Linked DNA regions of Homo sapiens: all the other regions are linked to region 1. A link is a loop called in an ENCODE intact Hi-C map of the cell type or tissue named here. Cell type or tissue: heart right ventricle. All regions are shown on one strand. Region 1 overlaps GARS1-DT (GARS1 divergent transcript). Region 2 overlaps NOD1 (nucleotide binding oligomerization domain containing 1). Region 3 overlaps SCRN1 (secernin 1).

Region 1 (8,000 bases):
CAGAAACAAACAGCAACAACAACAACAACAAAAACAGTTAAGTGAAACAAACAAACAATCACACAATTTATGTGGTCACTGAGTGCTCTAATAGTAAGGAGAAATTAAGACCAGCTGGCTGTTAGTCTTAACTCTAGCCAAGACAAAACTCCAATTCAGCTACTTACCTAGTAATGAGTCTCAGGCTGAAGTCTGCTCTCTCCCATCCTAGAAGCAGGAAAAAACTGAAACTCATCTTCCCTGCTGGAAACGAGCTCAAACTCCAGAAAGGAGTTACCTGCCTTCCATCATCATGGACGCAGGAAAATTTGCCTTCCTTGTTGGAAGCAAGTAAAACTCCAAAAAAGGAGTTGCACAGCAAAATAAACTTCAGATCTCAACAAATTTGGGGAGATCAGGGATTCTCTGGGGGTGGGGTGGCTCCCAGGCCTCAGCCAATTGTCCTATTGGTTTCAGCCATAAAGACAGCTCAGGCTGCTACCACGCACTGATAGGAGATTTGTCAAAGATCGAGGCATCTTCACTCAGAATCCCTCTGTGATTACCAATTGTGAACACAAAATATCTGATATGGGTCTCAGTCAATTTAGAAAGTTTATTTTGCCAAGGTTAAGGACACATCCATGACATAGCCTCAGGAGGTTCTGTTGACGTGTGCAAGGTGGTTGGGGCACAGCTTGGTTTTACACATTTTAGGGAGACATGAGATATCAATCAATATATGTTAAGACATATATCAGGTGGTCCAAAAAGGTGGGATGACTGGAAACAGGGAGGGGGCTTCCAGGTGATAGGTAGATAAGAGAAAAACAGTTGCATTCTTTTGAGTTTCTAATAAGCCTTTCACTGAATACACAATTTACAGGACTAATCACTTAAGCCTTAGCCTGGCTCAGTGAAACAACAGGGCAAAGGAAGCAATCAGCTATGCATTTGTCTCACGTGAGCAGAGGGATGACTTTGAGTTCTGTCTAGCTATCTTGTTTAGGAATATAATGAGAGGCAGGTTTGCGTGCAGTTTCCAGATTGACTTTTCCCTTTGGCTTAGTGACTTTGAGGTCCCAAGATTTATTTTCCTTTAACATTTACAAGGAGAAGTGAAGAAATAAGTAAATTAGAGAGCTAGAAGGATGGAAGTTTACAGTTAGAGAGAGTGGGATGTTGAAGGTAATACTGGTTGCATATTTCTTATCCAAAATGCTTGGGACCAGAAGTGTTTCAGATTTCAGATGTTTTCAGATTTTGGAATATTTGCATTATACAGGTTCAGCACCCCTAATCTGAAAACGTGAAATCCAAAATTCTCCAATGATTGTTTCCTTTGAGCATCACAATGGTGCTCAAAAGGTTTTGGATTTTAGAGCATTTCAAATTTCAGATTTTCAGATTAGGGATAATAAACCTATATCTCAGAAACGGTACATTTCTGAATAATGACAAATTGTCATTATTTGCCATGAGAATTGTCATTAATGTGGGTGGAGATGGGGATGATTGTAGGTCAAGAGACTGAAGCAATAGGGTAGGCTTGGGTGTTAGTACGGCCCTTCATGGGAATGTGTTGATGTCATCCAGGGTCACGGGAGGCTTCTGAGTGGGAAGGAAGCTGAGAGCCTATGATTACGGTCTTCACTGATGAAGGCAGACAGTAGGAGGTTGGCAGATGGTGGGCACTGACTAGACTGGAAGTGCCAAGAACTTCAGTGGAGCAAGGTTTTACCCAAGACACAGAGGTTGTGGTCTAGAGCAGCCCAGGGATGAAGGATCACCCATTGGAGAGGACTGTGGGGAAAGCAGAGTCCTGGGAGATGAACCAAGCATCAGTTGAGGCTGGAACAGTTAAAATGTATACATCAAATTCTCTCCAAGGACACTGTACCCTTGGCTGAAAATTCCCTCCTTAGTCTACTTCCCATCCCAAATTCTACCCATCCACACTGTGGCATCCTAGGTCTCTCTAGCAGCTGAACAGGCAGGCCTCTGTAACAACTGTTTCAGCGCTGACTGAGTGGTTAAGTTAAATATTAAAAGTTGAAAGAGCCAGTAACCTTATACAAAGGCTGGAATAGAACAAAAGCCCACCACAAGTTTTTGCCTAAGTCTTTCCTGTGCCTTGAACCATGACAAGAGGAGGAAGGAATTCTTAACCAGACCCATTTAGGATTAAGTAAGTTTTTATTGGCTGGGTACGGTGGCTCACACCTATAATCTCAGCACTTTGGGAGGCTGAGGCAGGCAGATCACCTGAGGTCAGGAGTTTGAGACCAGCCTCCTGGCCAACATGGTGAAACTCTGTCTCTACTAAAAGTACCAAAATGAGCCAAGCATGGTGGCGGGAGCCTGTAGTCCCAACTACTCAGGAGGCTGGGGCAGGAGAATCGCTTGAACCCAGAAAGCGGAGGTTGCAGTGACCTGGGATCACACCACTGCACTTCAGCCTGGGCAACAGAGTGAGACTCCATCTCAAAAAAAAAAAAAAAGAAAAGAAAAGTTTTTACTGGGGGTCTGAAGACACAAGTTTTATTGGAGGTCTAAATGAACTCCTCAAACCTCCGTGATTTAGCAGGAGATGTGATAAGGGTAATCACCCCAGCACTTGGACCCATCTAGATTCAATACATTTACTGAGGCTCCAGAAGAAGGTCTTCACACCTTAGTTATGGATTAGAAGAAGTTAATCACTTACGTCTTTAGATGAATGCACACTTACATGTAGACATATGGCTTAGAAGGTATATAAACCCTGGAAAGCTTTGTAATTTTGAGTTAGTCTGGTGATATATTCCAGGCCTTCTCCCTGTACCCGGTTACAAAAATAAACTTCCTTCCTTCCCAGTTCAACTGCATCTTGTTATTGGGCCGCGAGAATCAGCAGCCTGACCCTCGGCTTGGACCAGGAACAACATGGTCTGAGAGAGCTCATCCCATGTTCCAAAGGGAGATTAAATGACAAATTAAGATACCCCAATAATAAAATGCCAACAATAAGATGCCCTACAGTGTAATAGAAACAATGTACCATTATGAAATTCCCAGTAGGAAATGAAAGCTCAAAGACTAAATTCACTTGCCATTTCAAGATAAAAAGAAAATTTCAGGTCCAAACTTTTTTCCTGCCTCAATTTCATATTCTGATCAGGCTCAGCCAGAGGATGTCTCAGTATTTAGACAGAGTGGAGGTTCCTGCGGCACCATCCTGGAGAGGTGTAACATTCTTTGGGTGGAAAAGGTGAACTCTGCTCTCATATGCTATCTACTTAAAGAGTCTGGAATTAATAGGGCACCAAAGATGATCACAGCTCTGTCTCCACATCCACCAAATTTAGAAACCAAATCTGATAACTAAGTCATTTATCAGAGACTCAGTGGTACCCAAGTGAGGAAGGGCCACTGGAGACAATCTTGTTTTTTTCACCGGGGCTGGAGTGCAGTGGCGCGATCTCGGCTCACTGCAAGCCCCGCCTCCCGGGTTCACGCCATTCTCCTGCCTCAGCCTCCCGAGTAGCCCGGACTATAGGGGCCTGCCACCATGTCCAGCTAATTTTTTGTATTTTTAGTAGAGACGAGGTTTCACCGTGTTAGCCAGGATGGTCTCGATTTCCTGACTTCATGATCCACCTGCCTCGGCCTCCCAAAGTGCTGGGATTACAGGCTTTAGCTACGGCGCCCGGCCATTCCCCTCCCTTTTCTGCTAGGCTCACTGAACTATTAACGAGCAAAAAGTAAACTTCCCTTTTCTTTGAGTTATTATACATTTGGGGTCTATTTGTTAGAGCAATGCGCTTGCCCTACTATACTCTCCCTGGGCCTTGTATGATGAAATTGGTAACAGCCACAAAAACTGCATCTGGGACACAGAAGGTGGTAGAGGGGAAAATAATCTGACTGACAAAGATTCTGTTTATAGGTGACTTTTTAGGATTGTGGAGTTAGGCAAAGCTGGGATCACTCACACAGCCTGATAGGGGATTTTCCTACGTGGGTGGGCTGACCTGGTGGTCCTGGTTACACTGCCCACCAGCCTTCTGGTGTCTCTACTAGGAGTAAGGTGCCTTCTCTTTCTCCTCCAGGACCCCACACCTCCAGACCCTGCTGAGGGAGGGCCACCCATTTCTAGTCCCAGCTCCTACTCTAACTATCTGTGTGACCTTAAACAAGGCCTTTCCCCTCTCTGGCCTCAGTATCCGCCTCTGAATAATGGGGCTGGGCCTGCCGACCTTCTGGCCCTTTTCTGCTCTGTGAGTTTGTGAACTTGTGATAGGGAGACAGGAGTCCTAGGAAGGAAATGGAACTGGTGATAGGGAGACAAGAGTCCTAGGAAGGAAATGGAACTTGTGATAGGGAGACAAGAGTCCTAGGAAATGGAAGGAGAGCACGTTTCACTCTGTCCAGCAGAGGGCAGCAGCTACCCACAAATCAACAGCTGAGCAAGGCCAGGGCTGTGTGGGAGCTATGCACAGGTTCTGCCTCCAGAAGCCTTCAGTGCCTGCCTCTGAGCCAGAGGGTTCCAAGCAGAAGAGGTCCCGCCCCCGGAGAGGGACCTCAGAGAGGTCCTCCAAGCCCCTCTCAGCTCTTACTTACGGCATCCCAGATGCCCTATTCCTCTTCTGCAGAGAGAAGGTGGTTCAGCCACTAAATGGTGCTGGGACCTCGCAGTTTGGTGGGAAGGAGGAAGCTTACTCAAGCAAGGAATATGAGACAGGCAAAAACCCACGCATAAGCCAAAAGCCCCTCCAAAGCGAGGTGTTGTTCCAGGCTGACAAGTGTCCAGCAGGGTGGACTTCAGACTCCCTGTTAGGAACTGAATTGTGTCCCCCAAAAAGAGAAAGTCACCCCAGGGTATGACCTAATTCAGGAAAGGTCATTGCAGATGCATTTAATTAAATGAAGATGAGCTCATGCTGGAGTAGGGTGGACTCTGAACCCAGTGGGACAAGCGTCCTTATTAAGAAGAGGGAAATCTGGACACACACAGAGCAGAGACCGCCGTGTGAAGATGGAGGCAGAGATCGGAGAGATGCTGCCACACGCCACAAATGCCTGGGGCTCCCAGAAACTACACGGAGCCTCCCCCAGCGGCTTCAGCAGGAGCATGGCTCGGCCAACACTTTGATCTTGGTCTTCCAGCCTCCAGAACGGTGAGTCGGTGAGTTTCTGTGGTTTAGGCCCCCCAGTTGTGGTTGTTTCTTACGGCAGCCCCAAGAAACCAATACACTCCCCCGTCCACTTTCCACGGCAGAGTTTGGGCGTCACTGAATCCCACCTCCACAGCAGGTTTTGCTTGGACTGCACAGTATTTATTGATGCTGCTGTTGGTTTTAATTTCTAATGTGTGTGCCTGTAGCTGTACCACTCCTCCTGATGACTCACCTGGCTCCTGCGGGCATCTGAGATGTGGTTTCTGCTCCACACTTCCTGGGGGAGCAGAGGAACTCCTCAGCCTCCTCTCAAACTTCTCTCAGGTTGTGCTGTTCACTCCCTCCCCAGGCTTCCGGTCCACACGGACAGCTCTGACCCCGAGAAGATTCTTTGTCTTAGACAAACATCTGCCTCCCTGTAACTTCGGTTCACCGATACTTGCTCTGCACTCCAGGGCCATACAGAACCCCTCTGCTCCCTCTGCCCTTAGCCATTGGCTCCTAGGAGACACTAGCTTGTCCGGCCGTCGCTTTAAACTGTCTAGTTCCAACTCCCTCAGAACTTCCTCAGTGATGCAGTTTCCTGACGGTCATATTGCCTGGATAAGCTCCAGTATGTTCAACTCCCTCTGTGGTTCAGCAACCAGGACTAAACAGGATTCACCTGATGCACATTCTAACCAGAGTCAAGAGGGCAGAAGCATCGCCTCCTGCGTTCCAAGCTCAATATCTCAATTGTAATCCCCACATGTCAAGGGAGGGGCTTGGTGGGAGGTGATTGGATCATGGGGGTGGTTTGCCCCATGCTGTTCTCATAATAGTGAGGGGTTTCTCACGAGATCTGATGGTTTTATAAGGGGCTCTTTCCCCTTTGTGCACCCTCTCTCTTTCCTGCTTCCTTGTGAAGAAGGTACTTGCTTCTCTTTCTCCTGCCAAAGCATGACCTTATAATTGTAAGTTTCCGGAGGCCTCCCCAGCCATGCGGAACTGTGAGTCAATGAAACCTCTTTCTTTTATAAGTGACCCAGTCTTGGGTATTTCTTTATAGCAGTGTGAAAATGGACTAACACAGATATTTGGCAGGCATCCAGTAGTCTTCGATAAACACAACCACCATCTAGTGGCCAGAACAGCCTTATCGGACCCCACTGTCTGCAATGAAAAGCTGTTCCTTTCCTCATCCTTTACAGGGCCAAGCACCCAGCATCCTGGGACAGTGGCCCCGTGTGCCCAGCTTTGAGGATGAGCTCATGCCTGGTTGCTCTGGGTGGAGAGAGGGAAGAGTTGAATCAACATCCATATGTATAAATCTCCTTTTGTGCATTTAGAATCACGTCCTTAGAATAAATTGCGATCAGTGGCATTACTGAAGCAAATTGTATCAAAAATGCAAAAAAGACCCATTTTTCCAAATTGTTTTCTAACAAGGAAGTCATATTGTTTGCTTTTTGATACTGTTCTTTAGAAAACGATGCATGAGAGTTTTACATTTCATATAGTGTGTTCTATTTATTTTATACTTTGCAATTTCTGTAATTTTTAAGCACTGTTCTTCCCATACTAGAGGCTCTGCTCTAACTATTCAACTTTTGTTTGTCCTAGTTTTCCTAAAATTCCCTTTTCCACTGGTGTGTGGTGCAAGATGAGGCACATTTTCCATGGATGGTGAACAGAGGGAGGAGCCTTTTGATCACAACCAGGTCACCCCACTTCTAAGCCACTGTGCCTCCAGCCCCACAAGACTAAGGAGAGAGAGCGCAGCGTGGTGGAGAGTGAGCTGTGCTGGGACCATTGTTTCCGTAACCTCGTTTTCTGTGTCCAGCTGACACACCTTCAAAGTGGCATCAGGTCCTAAACTGTAGCTTGCAATGTGCCTGTTTCCAGAAACCAAGGTGAAAGTGCTTTTAGACAGTGTTCCCATGCAAGAGTCCCTTCCCAGCTTTTTTCTGGAAATGCATGTTTCTCTGAACTCTGAGTCCCAAGAAAAATCACTTGAGACACCAAGAAAATGGGGGAAGTGCTAAAATTGTGTGGGAATTCAAGCTTAACAATAAACATCAAGACATTTTTGATAAAAATGAATCCACTGACATCGGGGAGGAGCAAGAGAACAGCACGCTGACACTGGGTCAGAGGCTAAGACCGACATTTCTGGGAACCACTCCCGGAAGGGCACAGAGGAGACGCTTTCAGCCTCTCATCAGCCAGCCTGGCCTGTAGCTGCTGCACGTTATGAGTGTGTTCCTGGCATGACTGCTTCTAACAGTGAGTTTTCTGGCAAATCAAATAAATACTAATAAGTCTGTATGCACATTATACTTTATACAAATCCTATGAGTGATGTTCCAGAAATAACAAGTTTTGAAGGCAAAATAAGTCCTTAAATTGGCAACTTTGACACATAATTCCATGTAGTAGTTAATCTTGCTAGAAGATCCCAATGTTGTTATTCTAATACAATCTGATAATGTTCACTGGCATTTTCCACTGTTGGCATCTTTACTATAGCCTACAGTTGTTTGTTTGTTTATTTGAGATGGAGTCTTGCTCTGTTGCCTAGGCTAGAGTGCAGTGGCGTGATCTTGGCTCACTGCAACCTCCCCCTCCCAGGTTCAAGCAGTTCTCCTGCCTCGGCCTCCCTAGAAGCTGGGATTACAGGCACGTGCTACCACGCCCAGCTAATTTTTGTATTTTTGGTAGAGACGTGGTTTCATCATATTGGCCAGGCTGGTCTTGAACTCCTGACCTCAGGTGATCAGCCTGTCTCGGCCTCCCACACACAGTGCTGGGGTTACAGGTGTGAGCCACGATTCCTGGCTGCCTACAGTTCTTTGTAAAGCAGACAAAATAGTTTCATTTTTT
Region 2 (8,000 bases), 130 kb after region 1:
TTGCTATTGTAAATAGTGCTACAATAAACATACATGTGCTTGTGTCTTTATAGCAGAATGATTTATAATCCTTTGGGTAAATACCCAGTAATGGGATTGCTGGGTCAAATGGTATTTCTGGTTCTAGATCCCTGAGGAATCACCTTAAGTGTTTATTCAGCTCAGTGAATTCTGCATGTGTCCCACACCAGCCAACCACCACCCCCATCAAGACAGAGGACATTTCCAGCCCCTCAGCCATCCCTGCATGTCCCTTGCTGGTAGAGGGAGGGTTTCCTAAGTGCAGATGAAACTTAATAAGATGCTGGCCAGCAGATTCCTGCCCCTTCCTTGTCCTCAGGATGATGCTGGAAAAGAGGGACTCTTCCTCTCTATAAATGGGGATGCACCTACCCAGCCCCCGCTTAGGCTGCTGGCCAAATCTTGGGACCTTGGTATGTCCACGGCTCTGCTGCTGTTCTTCCTACCACTGAAAAAGAGTCCAAGAAGGTGGGGACAGTAGCAGAAGAGACTTTGCCAGGTCTTGCAGATGGGGTACCTTGATGGGGCCAGCCTTTAGAAGGACAGCTTGCCAGGCCTCGCCAGCCTCCTGCCCATGTGCAGAAACCTGAGGTGCCGACCCCAGCCCACTGTTGTGTGAGCAGGCTGTGCTGATGACCCATTTCCCGTCCAGCCTGCCCTTGTGCTCTGTGTGTGGGCTCTGGGGCAGCAGCGCCTGGGCACTACTGCTGCAGCTGAACACTTCTGCATCCTGCCCCGAGTGAGCCTGGGCTGGGGCCACAGCCAGGCAGAGGCTTCCCAGCTGTTCTGATGTTGAAGCTAAGATTGAATGTAGATGTGTCTTTAATAATTCACCCCAAGTGTGTTCCTTCCTAGTCTTGCGTCCAACGGCATCTCCACAGAAGGAGGAAAGAGCCTTGCGAGGGCCCTGCAGCAGAACACGTCTCTAGAAATACTGTGGTAATAGCTCGAGTCATTTCATTTGTTTGTTTGTTTTTCTGTGATAGGGTCTTGCTTTGTCGTCCAGGCTTGAGTGCATTGGTGTGATCTCAGCTCACTGCAGCCTCCACCTCCCAGGCTCATTCGAACCTCCCGCCTTGGCCTTCCGAGTCCTGAGACTATAGGCATGCACCACCACACCCAGTTAATTTTAAAATTTTTTGTAGAGATGGGGTTTTGCTATGTTACCCAGGCTGGTCTTGAACTCCTGGGCTCAAGCAGTTCTCCTGCCCTGGCTTCTCAAAGCCCTGGGATTGCAGGTGTGAGCCACTGCACCTGGCACAGAGTCATTTTGGAGGGTTTAGGTCCCAGGAATTATCCCAGGGGCTGCACATGGCCTGGAATCTTAACAGAAAAGGTGTCTCCCAATTGGAAAGGCTCTAGGCCTTTCAGTTAAGTTGATAATTTCCTCCTAGAGAAGAGAATAGCCACTTCTACAAGCATAAACAGGTACAGGAGGAGGAAGTGGGCTCCGGGAGCCTGGATCTGAGGCCTTGGCCTTCTAGGCCCCAGGAGAACTAGAACGCTGGCCATGCAAGCTATCCAGGTATCCTTGGATACCTTCAGATGTGCTTAGCAGAGGCCAACTTCCACACACTTGGCTCAAAATTTTCTCCCTTCCTCCTCTTCATCTGCCTTCCCCCAGGCAGCCTCCTCCTTCCCCAGGTCTTCACATCAGGGTTTGGCCTTTATGCTCCATCCAGCTCATCTGTCACTTGTCACCTGAAGCCCACAGTCCTCGCTCCCTCTCTGCACTCTAGGGCACTTACTAAGTGGATGTGGCCTCCTGAGAGTGTTTTTTGTTGGTGTTCCCTTTTTTATGGCCACTTAATGTTTTATTTTGCTTTATTTGTATTTACATCTCTGTATCATAAATTCCATACAGGTGGCTGGGAGCAGTGACTCACATCTGTAATCCCAGTACTTTGGAAGGCTGAGGTGGGAGGATCGCTTGAGGCCAAGAGTTCGAGACTAGCCTGGGCAATATAGCGAGACCCTCTATCTACAAAAAAAAAAAACATTCCTTACAGGTTAAGTGAGGGAGTTGTATTACAACCCTCCCTATCATCTACTCAGAGCCCAGTGCTCATTTGATCTTGCTAAATTAGTTACTGAGAATAATGACAATATCCTCTTCATGAGAGAGTTTTGACATTAGGCCTGCTGTCCAGTAAGTGCATTTTAAATTCTTTCCCCTCAACAAATCATTTAACATTTTGAAAAGTAGTTTATGTTTTTTGGAAAAAATGTAAGACACTAAAGGAGGACATGAAAGTACCTCCTAAAGTTCCTGCTAAAAGGAGGAAGTGAAAGTACCTCCCTTTGTGTTTTCCAAAATAACCTTTCCTTTCTAGCCTTTTGTTCTATGTATGTTCAAAGATATGCAAAACAGAATAGCATTCAAGCAGTGGCTCTAAAAATATTGTAATCACATACTTTACATGTCTCCTTTAGGGTTTCTCCATCTTGATGCTGTTGACATTTTGGTCCAAGTGATTCTTTATTATGGTAGGGCTGTCCTGTGCATCATAGACGGTTTAGCCGCATCTCTGCCCTGTACCTCCCAGTGGTGAGGATCAAAAATGCCTCCGGACATGGCCAGGTGCCCCATGGAGAGTGAAATCACATGGATAGTAGTAATGTCAACACCTAGAAGCCCTCAAGTGCTGACTGCATGCCATGTGTTATTCTACACTTTTTCCCTGTGTTAACTCACTCAGCCTCACAACCACTCTATACGATCTCTACTGTTAACGTTCACCAGTGAGAAAACTCAGACCCAAAGAACTTAAGCCTGTTGCCCGAGGTCACCCTGCTGGTGGGTGATACAAACCTGCCCAGGCTGAGTCCGGAGTAGATGTCAATGCTGTGTTCTTCTCCCTCCTCATTCTACCTCATTCTCCCTACAAGCTGCACAACATCTCGAATAGATATCACAATATATTTCATCAGTTGTTTCTGATCTAAATTTGTTCAGATTTTACATTAGGATAATACCACAATGCATGCTGCAATGTATAAAGCTTTGTGTGTATATCCTTGCACACTGTAGGGTAAATTTCTAGAAGTCTGATTGTCTTAAAATGAAGCACATTAAAAATTTGGGCAGGCACATCCAAACTGCCCTTCAAGGAATTTTTTTTTTTAAATGTTCTTTCTGTTCTATTCTTCTTCCTAATGATTCTTTCGTCCACTGGCACAAGTGGGTCCTACCCTGTTTACACCAAGGAGCTTTGGTGCTTTATCCAGACCACTTCTGGTTCTAAGGACCATTGAGAGACTTCCTGAACTTTCAGTCACTTAACTTGGGTCCCTCACAAGTTAACTGAGAGCAAAGTACTGAACACATTTTAATGTGCAGTCAGTGACTGTTTCAGGTCTTCAAACTAACTTGGATAACACACTGTCAGTGGTGTTCAAGGGACCCTGGGACTAGAGGAGAACTGAGAAGCAGGCATTGGCCCTTTGTTTTCCGTGGGCCCCCATCTTCCATGAAATCTGAGGGCTCAGCAAAGGTGGGGAGGGAGGGTGGGCTCCTCTACAGGTAGCTGGGCTAAGAAATAGGAGCCCAGGTACAGGATTTGCATTAAAAATGAGTCCCATTGACCTTCTGTGGGGCTGACAGGCTGGGCTTGGAGCCTGGCTGTTTTCTGGGTTCTCAGCAAGTGATCATCTGCATAGCTGGAGAGCCTTGGGCTGAGCTCCCGCTCCTGTGAACTCTAAAACAATGTCTGCCAAGTAGGCTCTCTTGAGTAAATACTTCCTTTTTTTTCCTTAGGCTGACCCAAAATGAACTCAACGATGAAGTGGCAGAGAGTTTGGCAGAAATGTTGAAAGTCAACCAGACGTTAAAGCATTTATGGTAACTCAGAGAGCCTTACAATTTCAGACTGTGCTACTTTTCAAAAGTATTTTTTGAGATAAAATTTACATACTGTAAAATTCACTCTCTTAAAGTATACAATTCAGAGGTTTTTAGTGCAACCATCACCACCTAATTCTAGAACATTTTCACTCCTCCTCCCCACTCCAAAAAGCCCTGGTATCCATTAAGCAGTCACTCCCTGTCCTCCTCCCCAGACCCTGGCAACCACTAATCCGCTTTCTGTCTCTATGGATTTGCCTACTCTGGGCATTTCATATAAATGGAATCAAGCAATATGTGACCTTTTGTCTCTGTGTTCTAGCATGTTTCATTCCTTTTTATGGCTAAATGATAATTCACTCTAAGGAAATTTTGCAGTTTATTAATCAGTTGATGGGACATTTGGGTTGTTTCTACTTTTTGACTATTATGCGTAATGCTACTGTGAACACTCCTGTTCATGCTTTTGGGTGAACATATGTTTTCATCTCTTTTGGGAATATACCTGGGAATAGAATTTCTGGGTCATATGGCAATTCTGTAACTTTTTGAGGAGCCACCAAACTGTTTTCTAAAGTGGATGTACTATTTTACATTCTCGCCAGCAATGTATGTGGATTCCAATTTCTCCACATCCTCACCAACACTTATTATTGTCCATCTTTTAAAATCTAGTTATACTAGTGGATGTGAAGTAATATTGTGGTTTTGATTTGCATTTCCCTGATGACAACAATGTTGAATGTCTTTTTATGTGCCTACTGGGAGTCTGTATAGCTTCTTTGGAGAAATGTCTCCATATCCTTTGCCCATTTTAAAATTGGGTTTGTCTTCTAATGCTGAGTTATAGGGGTTCTCTATATATTCTGGGTGCTAGACCTTTACTAGATACAGGTTTTGCAAGTATTTTCTTTCTTTCTGTGGAGTTTTTCCTCTTTCTTGATAGTGACCTTTAAAGGACAACAGTTTTTAATTTTTGTTTTTTTTGAGATGGAGTCTTGCTCTTGTCACCCAGACAGGAGTGCAGTGGCATGATCTCAGCTCTCTGCAACCTCCACCTCCTGGGTTCAAGCGATTCTTCTGCCTCAGCCTCCTGAGTAGTTGGGATTACAGGCATCAGCCACCATGCCTGTCTCATTTTGTATTTTTAATAGAGATGGGGTTTCACCATTTAGGCCCAGGCTGGTCTTGAACTCCTGACCTCAGGTGATCCACCTGCCTCAGCCTCCCAAAGTGCTGGGATTACAGGCGAAAAGCCACTGCACCTGGCCAATAGTTTTTAATTTTGATGAAGTCCAATTTATCTATTTTTTTCTTTGGTTGCTTGTGCTTTCAGTGTCTTATCTAAGAAATGATTGCCTAATCCAAGATCACAAAGAACTCCACCTAAGTTTTCTGTTAAGCGTTATAGTTGTTTCCCCTCACATATAGGTCTGCAATCCATTTTGAGTTAATTTTTGTATAGTGTAAAGTGAGGGTTAACCTCATTCTCTTGCACGTGGATATCCAGCTGTCCCGGCAGCACCACGTGTTGAACAGATTATCTTTTCCTATTGAATGGCCTTGACACCCTTGTCAAAAATCAATTGACCATAAATGTATGGGTTTATTTCTGAATTCTCTGTTCTGGTCCATTGATTTATATGTCTCTCCTATGCCAGGACCATTGCTGTAGCTTTGTGTAGTACATTTTGAAATCAGGAGGTGTGAGTTCTACTTTGTTCTTCTTTCTCAAGATTGTTTAGACCATTCTGGGTTCTTTGCATTTCTTATGAATTCAGACTCACCTTGTCAATTTCTGCAAAAAGACTAGACTCTGCTACATATTGTTTTTTCTTTCCTTTTTAGCCTGCAGAATTATTTGATCCCATTCCCTAAGTGCAGGCCAGCCTCTCCAGGGAGAGCAGAGCTAGGACAGGGTCAGAAAGAGAGTCTTGGCTGCTTTGTGCATTCCCAACCTGCACTGGCCCTAGTGAAGGCAGCCCGAGTGGGTGGATGTGCCTGGACACTGCAGGCTTTTTAGGGGCATTAGGTGCTCTCCTTCCTGGCCTCCTGCCACATCTTGGTTGGAGGCTGCCTTCCCTGCCTTCAAAAAAGCCTAAGTGGTGACTAGAAAACAGCAGAGTGTAACTGAATACAGAACTTGGTGCCCACTTCCTGGTTCTATTTTTGTCCCTTTTGAAAGGGAAGGTCATTACCTCTGCCATTGAACCCAGGGGCCCTAGCCCTTGTGGGGTATGGCTGGGAGCACCAGATCCTGGCTGCAGCCCAGCCACCAGTGGTCCTGTGTGCTTGGGCAGTAACAGTGACAAGAGCTCCCTTCCCCCTGGACACTGTGCCTAATACCCTCCTCTTGAAATCTCACACACCCAGTGGATGGGGGGCACTCTTATAGTTATTCTCAGTTTACAGATGACACAACTGAGGCACAGACAGATGCGTTTATTTCTTCAAGGTTCTGTAGCTGAACAGTGGGGAGGGAGGGTTTAAGAGGAGCTGCACCCGCTCTGCAATACTGCCTCTCACGAGGGAGTCCTCTTCATTCATGACAGCATAGGGCCCTCGTCTTCCTGGTAAGGGCTTCCTTCTTGGGTCAGTGCCAGGATTTCTAAGGGTCATGTTTAGCAGGAGCCTATTCTACAAACAGCCAGGAGCAGGGAATGACTCTGTGATGAAGCGGAGACACTACAGCCTCTTGATGCATTTATTTCCTGGTTGGGTTAGAAGCGTAGCTGCCCAAGGGAGCATTTCAGGAGAGGCCTGGCTTCCTAGCGATAGCTGAAAACTTTGTTTCATTTGAATCACTGCTACCCAGAACAATGGGGTGCATTCTCAGAGTCCCCATTATTAAAGCTTTTCCACTGAGCCCCATGAGAACTATTCATGAGAACTATTTCATGGCAGCATAACTGTTTCTCCTCCCTCCCTCTTGCATGTTGGTAGCCTCTTAACTTTAAAACCTGCCTTGCCTTTCCCTAGCTACCTGGAAGGAGACGTCAGACTTCCTGTCCCATGGTGTGTTTCTTACAATTTGTTGTTCAGATTGGTGGTCTCCCAAATATATATAAAAATATAAATGGAGTCTCACTCTGTCACCCAGGCTGGAGTGCAGTGGCACGATCTTGGCTCACTGCAACCTCCACCTCCCAGTTCAAGCAATTCTCCTACCTCAGTCTCCCGAGTAGCTGGGAGTACAGGTGCACACCACCATGCCCAGCTAATTTTTTTGTATTTTTAATAGAGACAGGTTGGCCAGGATGGTATCGATCTCCTGAGCTCGTGATCCACCCACCTCGGCCTCCCAAAGTGCTGGGATTACAGGTGTGAGCCACTGCACCCGGCCCCAAATATTTTGATTATGCACCTCTGCAGTGAAAAATGCAAACACACACATCAGTTCATGTATTACATTATGTTCACTATAAAAACAAACAGAAAATTTAAAAAATATCAAGCTATCCTTTACTCTAGTGGATCTTACCTGGACACTTTTAGCCAGATACAAAGTCACATGGACTCAGTTCTTCCCCTGACCAACTTGTCTCTTATCCCAAAACACCCTTGCAACTCCCTTACGAAGGGGTCAAATTTGATCCAGTATTATGGATTTTATACAAGTTATGTTCTTCTTTCAGGCTTATCCAGAATCAGATCACAGCTAAGGGGACTGCCCAGCTGGCAGATGCGTTACAGAGCAACACTGGCATAACAGAGATTTGGTAAGATCCCAGCGTTTGTCACAGTAATAACACCAGTGACTGTTTACTCACCACCACTGACTGTGCAAGGCACAACGCAGGGTGGTTTCTGTTTATTCCTCCAGCAACCCTGCACAGTAATGGTATTACCTCTGTTTTACAGAGGTAGACAGAGGCCCAGACCAGTGAAATAAGGTTGCCCAAGGTCACTACGAGAGAAGCTAGAATTCAGCCCAGAATGCCTGATTCCATATTCTGTGCTCTCCTGCCCTGGGCCCCCGCCCTCATCTACCTTCATTGGGTGGGATGGGGGAAGTGGCCAGTGAAATGATTTCCTAGTGGAAGTAAATCCCCCTGGGACTCAGCAATTGAGAGATGACTGTGTTGGCCAGGAGTTTGGAGCTCATTCTTCCCCTTTTCTGGGTTCCGTAAGACAT
Region 3 (8,000 bases), 610 kb after region 1:
ACCCCAAATCCTGCCCTCCCTCTAGGTAGGCGTGTTGAGGAAGCAGAGGAATAACTTCCTGGATTATGGTGTGTGGATGTGTGTGTGTGTGGATGTGTGTGTGTGTATGCATGCATGCTCATGGATGGTACAGGTCCATTCTTACATGGTTGAACCTTCTATTTAGGAAAAAAATGGATCCAACATTAGACTACTTTTCCAGAAAAACAGTGGATTTTGGCTAAGGTTTACATTACTTATACTTGGTGTCCAAGAGGCTAATTATACCAGAATTTACAGAGACAGAATTCTTGATAACAAAGTTAGATTTGACACATAATATTTTTTAAAAGAGTCTTTCTTTGGTAATAAATATTGTCTCCATTATTTCCTTTCTTAAAGTCTTTATCATTTCCTCATTTTTTTTTTCAAATTAGCTTAAATTTTTGTCTGTTTTCCACTACATGAAATACCGTATGGATTCACTGTCGTCAATGAGTTTATATAACTTTCATGATTTGGGGGAGGCTTTTGGTAGATTATTTCCCCTTTCTTTATCATTGAAAATATTTACAAGAAGAATAGAAAATTACCAGTTAATGATGGCTGGTAGCATTGTTAGTAAAATTGTCCAGATGGAGGCTATATTTGTGATGTGTGGGGTGTGTGTATGTTGCGGGAGTCGGGGGAGCTGAATTTTAATTCTGAAAGTTATTTCTTACAATAGGAAAGTACAAGTCATTCTGGAATCAGAGAGAGCTGAGCAAAGCTCCATGACCACTGGACAGATTTCCTCCCTCCCTCCCTCCCTCCCTCCCTCCCTTCCTTCCTTCCTTTCCTTCCTTTCTTCCTTCCCTCCCTCCTCCCTCCCTCCCCCCACTTTCTTTCTTTCTTCCTTTCTTTCTTTTTTTGTTTTCTTCTAGTCAGCTCCAGAATCAGGAGTCCCCAGTCTTGTATGGAGTCAGAAGTGTCTCCCTCACTTCCAAGAGAACATGGCTTAGCAGAGGGCTTCCTTCCATAATGTCCCCTTTCCCAGATGCATTTCTGATCTCAGACCTTTGCATTGTTCCTCCCCAAAGATCTTATGCTTCAGTGAAATAAAAAACAGTTCTTCTAAAGTGTGGTTGAGGATGTTGCCCTCTGATCTCAGCACCTTCTTTTGTCTTTATTTAAACTTATATGAACCTTAAGAATACATTTCCTAAAACCAGTCAAATAGCAGGCAAGACACTGGGGTAAAAAAATAAAATAAAAACAAACATGGAGGGCATGGTGGCACACACCTCTAGTCCCAGCTACTTGGGAGGCTAAGAGGGGAGGATCGCTTGAGCCCAGGTATTGGGAGGACAGCCTAGGCAACATAGTAAGACACCATCTCTAAAACAAACAAACAAAATACACACATACACACACACACATATATAATTTTAAATAAATAAAAAACCCTCAGTGATAGTTATTAATGCTTCTTTAGAGCTACAAAGTTTTAAAAGCTAAAAACATCTCTCCAAAGCATCCCATTTTCTTTGCCATCTTCTCCCACCGTAAGAAGTTTGGCTGACTCATCAACTCATCTCACAATGGTTTTTGCTGGTGGTGCCAGGGTTGTGTTCACCATCTTGAGTACAGTACGAAAGGCACAATGGTTGTGTTTCATTAATTGAAACGTCTATTGTGTGAGTGTCTCTGTTTCCCCTTTCACTGGGTCATATCCAGAAATAGTGTGTGCTGGAATGTGGATGGGGTGAAGTGACGGCATGAAGCTGATCTTTCTTTTCATTTTCGACGTAATCTCACAAAATAATGAAGGGCTTGCTCTGTGGAATTGTTTTTGTCTTTGGCTCTAGGTTCTTTTCGAGGCTCATGTTTTCTATCCTCCAACCTAACCTGGCAGGTGGTCCCTGAGAGAGTGGCAAGCTCAGGACAGGCGGATCCTTGGAAACCCCCTGATTAGCACTGGGCAGTGCTGACATTTAGAAGAATGCTTGCCCACACTCCAGCTCTGGGCATTCTTATATTGTTATGTGACTTGGGCACCCAGAAGTCACACTAGCTGACAGATTTATTTTATGAAAGGCTGGGTGGGAGTGGCCATGGGGCAGAAAGACCAATTGCTCATCTCTTTCCACAGTTCACTTTAATAACCAAAGGTGAGACCAGCACCGTCTCTGTAAAGATCCATCTTTTAAGTGGTGAACACTTGCCTTTTTTCTTTTTCTTTTCTAATAGAAATTAAGCTAGGAATTTTGACTTGGGGAACTAAATTGTTTTTGCCACACTGAAAGAAGATGTCAGGTGCTTTTTGGATATTTGTACCTAGAGAAACCTCTTTTGCTTCCTCAAATCCCACTTCTCTGGCTCATTAATAATGTGGCAGTTGTAAAGGTGGGTGGATTTTATATTTAAAAGTGGCTGTGGAGTTCATGTTCTAGATGGCTGACTTTACCAAGTTGAGCTAATTAAATTTTGTGTAAGTGTTCCTGATTTTGTGAGATCTGCTCCCAAAGTGGGATTTTAAGTAGCCAGTCTATCTACATGAGACAAGTGTGTTTACCCCTCCCCAACCCCACCTGGTTGTGATTAGCCAGATTTAAAACATAATGGAGCAGGTGTGAATGGCTGTCATAGAAGAGCCCTTATGAGGCCCGTGCTCTGTGGCCCGTGACAAAGATGCAGCAAGGGGCATGTGTTCCAGGCTCGGGGCCTGTGAAGGGATCTGGCTGCCTGGCTTTCGGTCTGGTGCTTAGGAGGGCTGATTGGGCCCATCTGGCTACTTGGGGATCCCCTTCCTTCCTCACCATTCCGAGTTTGGCCTGAAAAACATCAAGTTGGCTGCATATATTTTGAACTCCTGCAAAGACCATCTGGTCTTTTTGATTCAATTGTCAACATTTTTTTAATCAGGCAATCTGTATTAAGCCCTTGTAGTTCTGTGCCTTAATGACATCATGGCAGCTCCCCCACATGGCACAGCAGGGACCTCTCTGGACCATAGAGACCCTTCACATGCCCCTTCCTCTCTTAAGCCCTTAGCTCTGTCTGGAGTACCTTGATGGCTGGCCCATTTTTTAAGGTCAACCCAGATTTCTCCCACGTGATACAGCCTCTAGCGGACCATGCGGATGTGTTTCCTCATTTCTTTGGACTTTTACCTTCTGTGCTCCCTTAGAGCTTTGTAATTTCTCCAGCCATCCATTCAGCCACCGATCCAACAAAAGGCTTATTGATGCCTGATATATACCAGACTTGGGGCATGTCAGTGAACTAAATAACAAAGATATCCCCCTTCCCTCTTGGGGCTTACACTCTAGCTGGGGGAGATAGTATACATAAACAGTACATGTAATAAGTCCATCAGTTCTGTAGTATTTCAGAAGGGGATAAATGGAATGGAACGGCAAAGAGGAAAAGCAGAGCTGGGCTGGGTGGATCAGAAGGGCAAAGCAGGAGGCAGTGGCACGATGCTTCAGGAATGAAGCAGGCAGGCCTGGGAGACACTGAAGCTGGCCTGGGCTCGTAGGAATTTGTGTGCGCGCCTTTGCCTTCCTCCCCAGCCAAAAGGACAGGGCCTGGGCCTCCTCACTGATTTTCTGCTTGCAGCATTTAGCACAAAATGCTTTGCATGTAGTTGGTGTTCTGTAAATAATTGGGGAAATGGAAATGAGTGTGTAAAAATGAATTTGAAGACAAATAAACCATTTCCTAATTTTTACTTTTTTTCTGCCCTTTTAAAAACCTGTATGATAAATCTGTGCTTAAGAAGCTGAGATTCTTTTCCTATTTACTCATTGTTTTCAAGACAAAAGTTGCCACTGGCACTCAGTGCGGACAGGGGTTTTGGAAAGTGTTGGTCAATGCCTGGACTACTTTTTGACATAGAGTGCAATGTTAAGATGTAAACGTCAATTCCATTTAGAAGAGCACAGAGGAGCAGAGTTTGATTACTGCTCTGGCCAGCTTCGTGCTCTACAAGAATCATTTTTTTTTTAAATAAATAACTTTTGGGAACTGCATAGAGGGAAAATCTTGAGTATATTTTATTGTCAGTTTGCCATGAAAAATTCAAGAGTCTCTTGAAAACCTCTGGATATAATTAGTTTTCAGTTTGCAAATATTTATCAAGTAAAATGACATTATCCCAGTGCAGAGCAACACCTTAACATGAATTGTGCAGACCCAAAGTCACCTGACCAGTGAGTGTGTGTGTCACACGGGTTTCAGCTCTTACCTGAGGTTTAGCGATTATGGGAAATCAATACAGAATAGCTTTGTGGGCTGCATTCAGTCGATATAGCTGGGTCTTGAGTTAAAAAAAGAAAGATCTAAGGCTGCTGTTGCTTTCAGCTGCCCCGTTTAAAATGTAAATGATTCCTGCAGCTGATAAAATTCTCCCTTGAGAGCTCCAGAGCACTGTGTAACTTAGAGACTTGAATTCAATACAGCGTCCACCACACAAAGGGTGTGTCATAGGCTCGTAGAATGTCAGAGTCAGGAGGCCCCCATGGGGAAGCTAGTTGCAGGTTCCTCTGCCGTGGGTCACAACGTGGGGAGGGGAAAGGGAAGCACAGGAGGGCGAGACTCTGAGGGTTACCCACATCCTGGTCCCGGGCCTCTTCCTCCCTTTGCCTGGACATACTTTGACTGATTTTATTGTGCTTATGATTCTGTGTAAGAGTTCGTGTGAAGAAGGTGTTCTGAGGTTAAAAATACTTGGGAAGAAATAGTTTGACTCAAATTAGCTCCCCCATTTTCCAGGTAAAGCCACTGCAGCCTGGAGAAGGTAAGATGCACCACTAAGTTGTGTGTTCTGCAGTTCTGACAGCAGCTGGAGATGCACCTCCATGGGACTGTTTCCTTCTGTGTCCACCTCACTGTCTTAGTGTGAGGATCAAATGGGACAGGCAGGAAATCCCACAGTGTAATGCAGTAGTTAAATGCAAATGTTATTATCCTTTTCTGTTTTCTACCACTAGAGCAACCATGTAGGTTATCAAACTGTGTTTCAGGAAACCCAAAGGGTCCTTGCAGGGGGACTCAGGGTTCTGCTTTCTTTAGGCAAAGATCTTCCCTTTTACCTGCTTTCTATCTTAGGCTTCTAGGTGAAGTTTCTTTTGAAGGTAGGGCTCGTAAATAGCTGTGTTCAATATTGGTGAATGCTGGCAGCCGCCTGTGCCTGTTGAAATGGGCAGGCTTAGGATGTTCAGGATGATGATTGGCTGAATACCTGGTTCAAGATGATTGCCCTATTACGTGAGCACCAGGAATAGATTGGCATAAGCCACACAGTCTGAAACTCACCATGGAGACTTTTGAGCTGCATTGTGAAGACTTAAAAATCAGGGTATTCCCAAGGCCTTTTATTTTTTGGCTCTGTTTGTAACTAATATGATGGTTCAGTATAAGTACCCAGGCAGAAATGAGGTGGTACCTGACAGGTGATGGCGCTTTCTTTCCTGTGTTTGTTTTTCAGTGCACTTACATTTCAATCGACCAAGTTCCAAGGACCTATGCCATAATGATAAGCAGACCCGCCTGGCTCTGGGGAGCAGAAATGGGAGCCAATGAACATGGAGTGTGCATAGCCAATGAAGCCATCAACACCAGAGAGCCAGCTGCCGAGATAGAAGCCTTGCTGGGGATGGATCTGGTCAGGTACTGCATGGTGATTCTTTGAAACAACTTCCTAGAAAAGGTTGGAAATGGGGACAGGATTTATTTCTCCCTAAACCTTGCATTTTTTAACATAATCCTTCCAAAGATGATGTGTGCCTTTTGATAGAAACTTTAAGATGATGAGATAAATGAGTGGATTACAATGGAATATTACTTAACAATAAAAAAAAATCAAGTGGCTGGGCATGGTGGCTCATGCCTGTAATCCCAGCACTTTGGGAGGCCGAGGCAGGTGGATCACCTGAGGTCAGGAGTTCGAGACCAGCCTGGCCAACATGGTGAAACCCCGTCTCTACGAAAAATACAAAAATTAGCCGAACGTGGTGCTAGGCGCCTATAATCCCAGCTACTCAGGAGGCTGAGACAGGAGAATTGCTGGAACCTGGAAGACGGAGGTTGCAGTGAGCCGAGATCATGTCATTGCACTCCAGCTGAGGCGACAACAACGAGTCTCCATCAAAAACAAATGAACAAAGAATCAAGTATAGATACATACTAAAGCATAATGATCTTGAAAACATTATACTGAGAGAGAAGCCAGACACAAAAGGTCACATATTGTGATTCTATTTATATGAAATATACAGAATAGGCAAATCCATAGAGGCAGGAAGTTAGATTAGTGGTTGCCTGGGGTTTGGGTGTGGGTGAGAGAATGGGGAGTGATTCCTAATGGGCATGAGCTTTCTTTTGCGGGTGTTGAAAATGTTCTAAACCTTAGATTGTGGTGATGGCTGCACAACTTTGTGAGTACACTAAAAACCACTGAACTGTACAGTTTAAATGGGTGGATTTTATAGTACTTGAAATATATAATATATATATAAAAATATGAAAAATCATAAACTAGAAAAGAAAAATAGAACAGAGATCACTTCCCTCCTTTCCTCTCTATGTCTCAGTTATTTTTTCTTCCTTTTTCCCCTCTCCCAGCCACTACACAGCAGAAGGAACCTGCTGTGCGAGCTGGATAGGGCAGGGATCTTTGTCTGTACACTGCTGTGTCATAAGCACTGGGAACTGTGTGCCTGGCCTGTAATGAGTGATCAATAACTGAATTTTGAATGAATGACTAAAGTAGAAGGTAGGCTGGAACAAAGCAACATTCTGAAATGCCTTTTTTTGTCCCTGAAATAGTGAAATGAAATAAAATCATGACATAGTTGAAAGAAGATTGGGCTGGGAGCTGGAGTTCTTGGCTTTCAGTGTGGATGTACCAAGTTACATCACCTCTCTGGGCCACAGTTTCCTCATTTTTTCAATATGAGGTCTAGATTGGATGACTTCCGAAGAACTCCCAAAGCTAACATCCTAGAAAAAGGAATGGGGTTGGATTTTGGTTTTGTAGGGGGAAATGGCACATTTAGACAGTGGTCTCGGGAACTCACTCCTCTGCCACCTGATGGAGAGGTCTGCGAGGGACACCCTTTTGGTAGCACAGTGACTTCCTGCCTTCCTTACCTTTCCTTACTGTTCCTCATTCTTATAAACTCAGGAGGAGCAGCTTCCCTGAGCTGGGGAAAAGGCAGAAAAAGCCAGTTTTTAAAAACCAGTTATATATAGCTAGTTTTCTCTTGATTAGCAAAATGAAATGTATAGAATAACAAGAAGTTTTTTTTTTTTTAGCTTATGTTTTGACAGCTCTCCAGTATTTTTTACTGTATTTGCAGTATGAGACTTATAGAACAGGCAAAATTACCATTTTAACAGTTGATTTCTAAGGGACAGTGGAAGAGGATTTTTTGCCTTTCTTCAGAGCACCTGATATATCTTTTTAAGATTATCAACCAATAAAGCAACAGGAGTTTACTGAATATCTACTTTGTTCTAGACTCTGTGGGTACATGAAGCAGCTCAAAGCTTCAAAGGGATTTTAGTCTGGTTGCAGGAAGAAGAAAATTGAGCAATGGAAATTTTAAGAATAATATAAGAAGATAGTAGGAGAGAGGTAACTCAAAGTGATCTGAGATTTGATGCCACGTGAATGGCACAGAATTCCAGGGTGTGGCCTTCAGCAAACACTGCGGGATGTTCACAGATTATCACAGACTGGTCATATTTGGGAATGCTTTGAGGGGCAGGTTCATTTGACCTGAAGCTGCAAGGCTGAGGGAGGTAGACACAGAAGATATGTTTGTCACAGACTTGGCATTGTGATAATTAGCAAGGTCAGGAGTAGATGACAGGGTGAGAGTTTAACCTTCACCATATAACGTTAACTCCATCTTGGGCTAGCCATGTCCAGCTATTGTAATAAAAAGGGTGTGAAGAGCACTGGTAGGTTCTTCAGGGTGGGGATGGAGTCACAGGCATCTGCACCTTAAGTGGATCTTTTGAGTTCATCTTTA

The links. Hi-C counts contacts between places; a loop is a spot of excess contacts. Peaks named below come from ENCODE experiments on the same cell type or tissue, not always from the same donor. Only the 100,000 strongest peaks of a DNase experiment are listed, where the experiment ranks them.
Region 2: a loop joins it to region 1, with 2.1 times the contacts of the local background. A loop is called at or near these places in 6 of 110 quality-filtered maps.
Region 3: a loop joins it to region 1, with 8 times the contacts of the local background. A loop is called at or near these places in 2 of 110 quality-filtered maps.

What each region holds. Positions count from the first base shown.
Region 1 is chr7:30,560,869-30,568,868 of GRCh38, reverse strand. GARS1-DT (GARS1 divergent transcript) reads left to right here. Exons shown (of 7, transcript NR_038889.1): 3 at 1-36; 4 at 4,871-5,138; 5 at 6,741-7,403. Among named protein-coding and RNA genes, the nearest start is that of GARS1-DT, 13 kb to the left of the region's middle. RefSeq lists an enhancer at 4,241-4,290. In heart right ventricle, a CTCF peak has its summit at 4,387 (motif pointing right); a DNase peak (open chromatin) is centred at 4,408; H3K27ac peaks cover 747 bases.
Region 2 is chr7:30,428,958-30,436,957 of GRCh38, reverse strand. NOD1 (nucleotide binding oligomerization domain containing 1) reads left to right here. Exons shown (of 14, transcript NM_006092.4): 11 at 877-960; 12 at 3,779-3,862; 13 at 7,501-7,584. Among named protein-coding and RNA genes, the nearest start is that of LINC01176, 42 kb to the right of the region's middle. RefSeq lists an enhancer at 2,536-2,675. In heart right ventricle, no CTCF peak of the experiment used is centred here; a DNase peak (open chromatin) is centred at 3,597; H3K27ac peaks cover 4,872 bases.
Region 3 is chr7:29,952,810-29,960,809 of GRCh38, reverse strand. It overlaps SCRN1 (secernin 1), which reads left to right. Exons shown (of 8, transcript NM_014766.5): 3 at 5,450-5,631. Among named protein-coding and RNA genes, the nearest start is that of FKBP14-AS1, 32 kb to the left of the region's middle. RefSeq lists an enhancer at 1-145. In heart right ventricle, no CTCF peak of the experiment used is centred here; a DNase peak (open chromatin) is centred at 4,469; H3K27ac peaks cover 2,486 bases.